Regions from separate parts of the Homo sapiens genome. Here region 1 is linked to region 2. Evidence: read pairs that join two places in POLR2A ChIA-PET (ENCODE). Cell type or tissue: GM12878. All regions are shown on one strand. Each heading gives the region's core, and the rest is flanking DNA. Links, peaks and the distances in the headings are about the cores only. Region 1 has its middle 7.7 kb from the start of AXIN2. Region 2 overlaps CEP112 (centrosomal protein 112).

What was found. Peaks named below come from ENCODE experiments on the same cell type or tissue, not always from the same donor. Only the 100,000 strongest peaks of a DNase experiment are listed, where the experiment ranks them.
Region 1: POLR2A ChIA-PET joins it to region 2 with 5 read pairs; 2 of 35 experiments call an interaction of 5 or more read pairs at or near these places.

The regions. Positions count from the first base shown.
Region 1 is chr17:65,567,882-65,570,798 of GRCh38, reverse strand. No RefSeq gene overlaps it. Among named protein-coding and RNA genes, the nearest start is that of AXIN2, 7.7 kb to the right of the region's middle. RefSeq lists enhancers at 1,697-1,746, 1,867-1,936. In GM12878, for the core only: no CTCF peak of the experiment used is centred there; a DNase peak (open chromatin) is centred at 1,581.
Region 2 is chr17:65,655,128-65,658,044 of GRCh38, reverse strand. The region is part of intron 24 of CEP112 (centrosomal protein 112); the gene reads left to right. It also overlaps the pseudogene LOC107984971. Among named protein-coding and RNA genes, the nearest start is that of AXIN2, 95 kb to the right of the region's middle. RefSeq lists an enhancer at 940-989. In GM12878, for the core only: no CTCF peak of the experiment used is centred there; DNase peaks (open chromatin) are centred at 1,034 and 1,314; H3K27ac peaks cover 650 bases.

The DNA.
Region 1 (2,917 bases), core at 214-2,713, 87 kb after region 2:
CATTTGGGAAGAAAAAGGTGGCGGCAAAGCAAATATTGCTTTTGAGTGTGACCAAATGTCTCTATCCTGTAACTCAGTAACATCTCAAAATAATTTGATATTTCTTTCTTAATCTATTAGAATTTTGATATATTTCAATAGAAATTTCCAGTAACCTTTGAAGAACTTCAAATATGTGATATTTATTTATTTATTCATTAGATGGAGTCTGGCTTTTCTCACCCAGGCTGGAGTGCGGTGGCACCATCTCGGCTCACTGCAACCTCTGCTTCCCGGGTTCAAGGGATTCTCCTGCCTCAGCCTGCCAAGTAGCTGGGATTACAGGCGCCTGCCACCATTCCCAGCTAATTATTTTGTATTTTTAGCACAGATGGGGTTTTGCCATGTTGGCCAGGCTGGTTTCGAACTTCTGACCTCAGGTGATCCACCTGCCTTGGCCTCTCAAAGTGCTGGGATTATAGGCGCGAGCCACTGGGCTTGGCCCAAATATGTGATAATTATTGCCAATAGCTTATGCTTGTCGTCATTGACCATCAACGTGCTGTCATTTCATAAAGTACAGAAAAGGGCCGGGTATGGTGCCTCACGCCTGTAATCCCAGCACTTTGGGAGGCTGAGGCTGGCCGATCACTCAAGGTCAGGAGTTTGAGACCAACCTGGCCAACACGGTGTAACCCCCGTGTCCACTAGAACTACAAAAATCAGCCAGGCATGGTGGTGCACACCTGTAGTCCCAGCTACTCGGGAGGCTGAGGCAGGAGATTCACCTTAACCTGGGTACAGAGGTTGCACTGAGCTGAGATCACGTCATTGCACTCCAGCCTGGGCAACAGAGCGAGACTCTGTCTCAGAAAAAGAAAACATAAAAAAAATAAAGTATAGAAAAGATTCACAACCTGTATGTCTTGCAACTGGGTTCTTACCATTAGCAATGTTAACTGACAGGGCGAAGTCTCATCAGCAGGTCAGTTTTCACCACTCCCCTCCCCAGAGGATACATCTTCATCTGTGGGTCCAGAATCTGGACATGGCTTAGCCGGGTGCCTCCTCCTTGAGGTTTCCATGAGGCTACCAGCAAGCCAGCAGCTGGACCTGCATCATGTCAAGGCTTGCCTAGGTGGCGTTCGGCTTCTGAGATCACTTGGTTGGTGGCAGGGCTTGTCCCTCGTCACACGGGTCCCTCAACAGGGATGCCTCAAGATTCTAGGGAAAGCACCTAAGGAAGGAATCGCAGCCTTTCGATAGCCTAATGTGGAGTGGATGTGCTGTCACATCAGCCATACTCTATTTATTAGGAGAGAGTCAAATGCTATCCATGCTCAAGGGGAGGGAAGTATGCAGGGTGTGGAACTAGGAAGCAGGGATCATTAGGGCCCAACTTAGAGGATGCCAACCACAGCTCCTCGTGACACAGCGACTACTGGCTTGACTCTGGCAGGGGGTTTCCAAGACCCTGTTCCAGACCCTAGGCTGGTATCAGTTCTGATTGGCCGGTACACAGGTTTCACCAGCTATTAAATATCGCCCAGGTCCCTCCTTCCCACAATCTAGTTCAAGGGATGCAAGTATCACAAAACACGGTCCCTGTCCTCAGAGAGTTCATGGTTGAGTGGGTGGGACAGAGAAGTAGATCAACCACAGTGTTTGCTAGAGGTGAGCCCCAGATGCCACAGAAGTAGGAGGATGGGCTCTAGCCCGGTCTCGGGGGATGAGGTGGGAGAGGACTGAAGAAGTGGCAGAGGGAGGGCAGTCGGCCAGGGAGGAAAAGGAGAGGCAATCCACCATGCATATGGTAGGGACAAGGGGGTGTCAGCAAGAAATACAGCTGGAGGGCCAGGCATGGTGGCTCACGCCTGTAATTCCTGTACTTTGGGAGGCCGAGGTGGGTGGATCACCTGAGGTCAGGAGATCAAGACCAGCCTAGCCAACATGGTGAATCCCCGTCTCTACTAAAAATATGAAAATTAGCCAGACGTGGTGGCATGCGCCTGTAGTCGCAGCTACTCTGGAGGCTGAGGCAGGAGAATCACTTCAACCTGGGAGGCGGAAGTTCCAGTGAGCCAAGATTGGGCCACTGCATTCCAGCCTGGGCAACAAGAGCGAGGCTCCTCCATCTCAAACAAACAAACAAAAAAAGATAGAAAAAGAAATAGAGCTGGAAAAGGGCCTGGGCTTGGGCCGGCTACCTGTGCACCACACATAGGGTTCTGGGCCTTATCCTGAAGGTTATGTGCAGCCGGGGAGGATCTGAAGCAGGAGAATGACATGGGTGGCTCTGCACTGCACAGCGTTTACCATTGCAGCACTGCGTGAGGGGGGTCAGGGGTTAGGGCTATAAACTGTAGGTGTGAAGCATCATTAGAACATTTGGCTGTCCCTGGCAAGGGCCCTGATAGCAGTTGTGGATTTGCAGAGCAGGAGGTGGTGGTGGGAGATTTTTTTAGAGGCAGAATCAACAGGGCTGGGTGAATGAATGGAGGCGTTTGAGGGAGAAGGCGGAGTCTAGATGTGGCCCAGGTTTCTTTTTTTTTTTTTTTGAGACAGAGTCTTGCTCTGTCCCCCAGGCTGGAGTGCAGTGACGCCATCTCGGCTCACTGCAACCTCCACCTCCCGAGTTCAAACTATTCTCCTGCTCACCCTTCCAAGTAGCTGGGATTACAGGCGCGTGCCACCACGCCCGGCTAACTTTTTGTATTTTTTTTAGTAGAGACGGGGTTTCACCATATTAGCCAGGATGGGCTCTATCTGACCTCGTGATCCACCCGCCTCGGCCTCCCAAAGTACTGGGATTACAGGCATGAGCCACTGTGCCCAGAGGTGAATAAGGCAACTTATTTCAAGCTCAGCTAAACTTTGCTTTCCAGAAGTTGTTTAAAATGAGCAAAATAAGATATCAGAAGGTGAGAAAAATGTCTAC
Region 2 (2,917 bases), core at 269-2,768:
TCTGGCACATATAAGGTGTTCATAATGTGGGGTTTTCTTTGCTTTTTCTATTTTTTACTACATTCAATCTAAATTTGTTGACATAACCTTTACTACCTTCCATAATTTCAAGGTGCCACCTACCTATTCAACAACAACTTTGTTCAGCCTTTTACTCATTAAAACAATATTTACTAAGCATTTGCTATGTGTCCAGTGCTCCAACCTTACTTCTATGTATAAATTGTAAATATCAGGGAGACTCCAAAACCCCCATCAGCCTCACTGAGTATCAGCCTTATTCTATAGGTTTTCTTGGGTCTTTTATTAACAAAGTCAGTTATAAACCTCAAGAGTCTCACCTACCCTTTGGTTGGGGTTTTGGTCCTTTGTTGATGAAAACTACCTTTTTTAGGAAGTCCAGCCCCAACCAAAAAGGCCTAGTCACCCTCTTTCTGAGAGGAAAGTCAGACATTGTAAACAGAAGTGAAAAACACCCTATCCCTCCCCCAGGTTTTCCCCAAACGCTTTCAGGGATGTACCTTGCAACATAGAGAAGGTGCTTCCTTCCAACTTGTTTAAACTTGGTCCTCCAAATATTCACGTTCTTCAACATGTACCTGTCCAGACTTTCCACATTCAGCCTTTCTCATCCCATGCCTGTAGAATTGCTGTACTGCTCAAACTGCTTTAGGACCTGTACCAGCTCTTCTTTAAAAGAATGGAGTATTCATAGTATATATCAACCTAAGGAAAGAAAAAATATTAGGAATGTTATTATTAACAAGAAAAACATTAGAAATGAGACCAAAATTATATATTCTAGCAAGAAAGGAGCTGGCATTTGGTTTTAGAAGAAAAGAGGCATGAGTCATTGACTATCTCAACCATATATAAAAAGTCTGATAGTGAGTAAACTGGAGAAGCACAGAGGAGGAAAGAGCATGATGAAACCAACTCCCCTCCTTCGGGGTGAATCTCTAAGATCCTCTTTGATCTCAGCAGCCCCGTAGGCCCTGGTGTTTGCCTCCGACTTTCTCAGCTTTGAAGCCAGCCTACTTATTAATAGCCACTGTGCTGATTAAGAACTGCAATACTGAGATGACAGAATCTTCTCTTTGTCTTTAGGGAGAGCATGTGTGATGAGTTTACTGTAGACATTCCGAAGACCTTGTCATTTTGAGACAAAGACTGACTTAACACCAAAGGTTGTAAGCTCTGTGTGATTCGTTCATTCATCAGCAAATATTTATTGTATTGAGTTGCTACCATATGCCAGGCACCATGCTAAATGCTGAGGCCATAGCAGTCAGCAAAATGAACACAGTCCCTACCTAGTGGAGCTTGGTCTAGTCACAGGGGTCAGCCAACTTTCTATAAAGGGCCAGATAACAAATGTTTCAGGGCTTTGTGAGCTATAAGGTCTCTGTCAAGACTACTCAATACTGCCATTGTCATGAGAAAGCAATCACAGACAATAAGTAAACAAATGAGCATGGCTGTGTTCCAGTAAAACTTTATTTACAAAAACAAGCAGTGTCCCAAATTTGGTCTGCAGGCTGAAGTTTGTTGACCCCTGGTCTAACAGATGCAACACGCATAAATGTAAGTGAATATTTTGCATATTCTATGTTGTTTCAATTCAGACCGTTTGGGTTGCAAGTGACAGAAAATCTAACCCAAACTGAAAAATCCAAAGACAGGGCTAACTCTAGGTACAGATTGATAAAGGGCTTAGTTTATTTTTCTCCACTTCTCAATTCTTCCCCTGGATTGCCAAAACCCTCAGTTCACTTCTTACTCTGTGGTAGCAAGATGGTTGTCACAATTCCAGAATGACATCAATGGGGAAAGTCCAGTGGATGAGAGAGTCTGCATCCTTTGACTGTCAGTGACTCTGGTTACCTGGACTTGGATCATGTTACCAGGCCCTCAATAGTTATGGCTCCAGATAATGCGACGTGATGATTGCCTTAGGGTCCCGTCACATACTCTACCCCTGACCCTTGGGTGGGTCAGAGAATGGGAGAGGGGTAGATTCCAGTTACCAGAAAACTGGTGAATAATGCTGGAGTAAATGCTGGAATGAATGCTGCTGAATAAAATCTCCGCTACATGTGTCTTGAGAAATTCTAAATGAGTACCTCCCAAGGCCACATTTATTAATAGGAGCTCTGTAATATGGTTTTAGCTTTTCCATCTCCATCAGGAAGTAAAGGGTATTGCTTATATGCAAAATACTGTCCAAAATTTTAATATTCACATGTGTTTATTTTACATCACAACCTCAATCTTTTTTTTTTCCTGTTACCAGTATTTTTATTCAGTTTAGCTTATGCCAGAATATAAATACATAACAATATGTCCTTTCTTGTAATGGGTAGTCTTTTACATAACTAAAATTTGTGGCTAGCAGTTTATATAACAAAAGAAAAGCTAAATCTGTAAATTATCAGAAAAGAAGCAAGGATAAAGGAAAATAATACATTTTACATGAATTATAAAGGACAGTTACAATGAAAATCCATTACTTTCCTCTCAACCCAATTTTACAAAATAAAGTCAACATGTATTATTCTGTGAGCTGCTAAGAGTACATAAACACTGTGGCCCATTCAAAAGACAGCAGTCAAAGACAAAATGTTATCTTCATGTCATGTACTGTTCTTAGTTCTTTACTGGAGTTGAGCTTCCTTTCGTAGTCTTCTTTAGGTGGTGGTAATTTGGCAAGATTTTCATCGAGAAATCCAGCTGTAGTGTCTGAGGCTGCGGTCGCTCAGCCTGCACCCAACAAAGGCAGTCTGCACCATAGATCACCGTATTCTCCGGGATGACTTCAAAAGTGTTTAGGTTGCAACAAGCGCCAGTGAGACAGCCACTTGTCAATATTAGATTTCTGCCTACATACACTTTTAATTCAATGACATTATTATCTCCC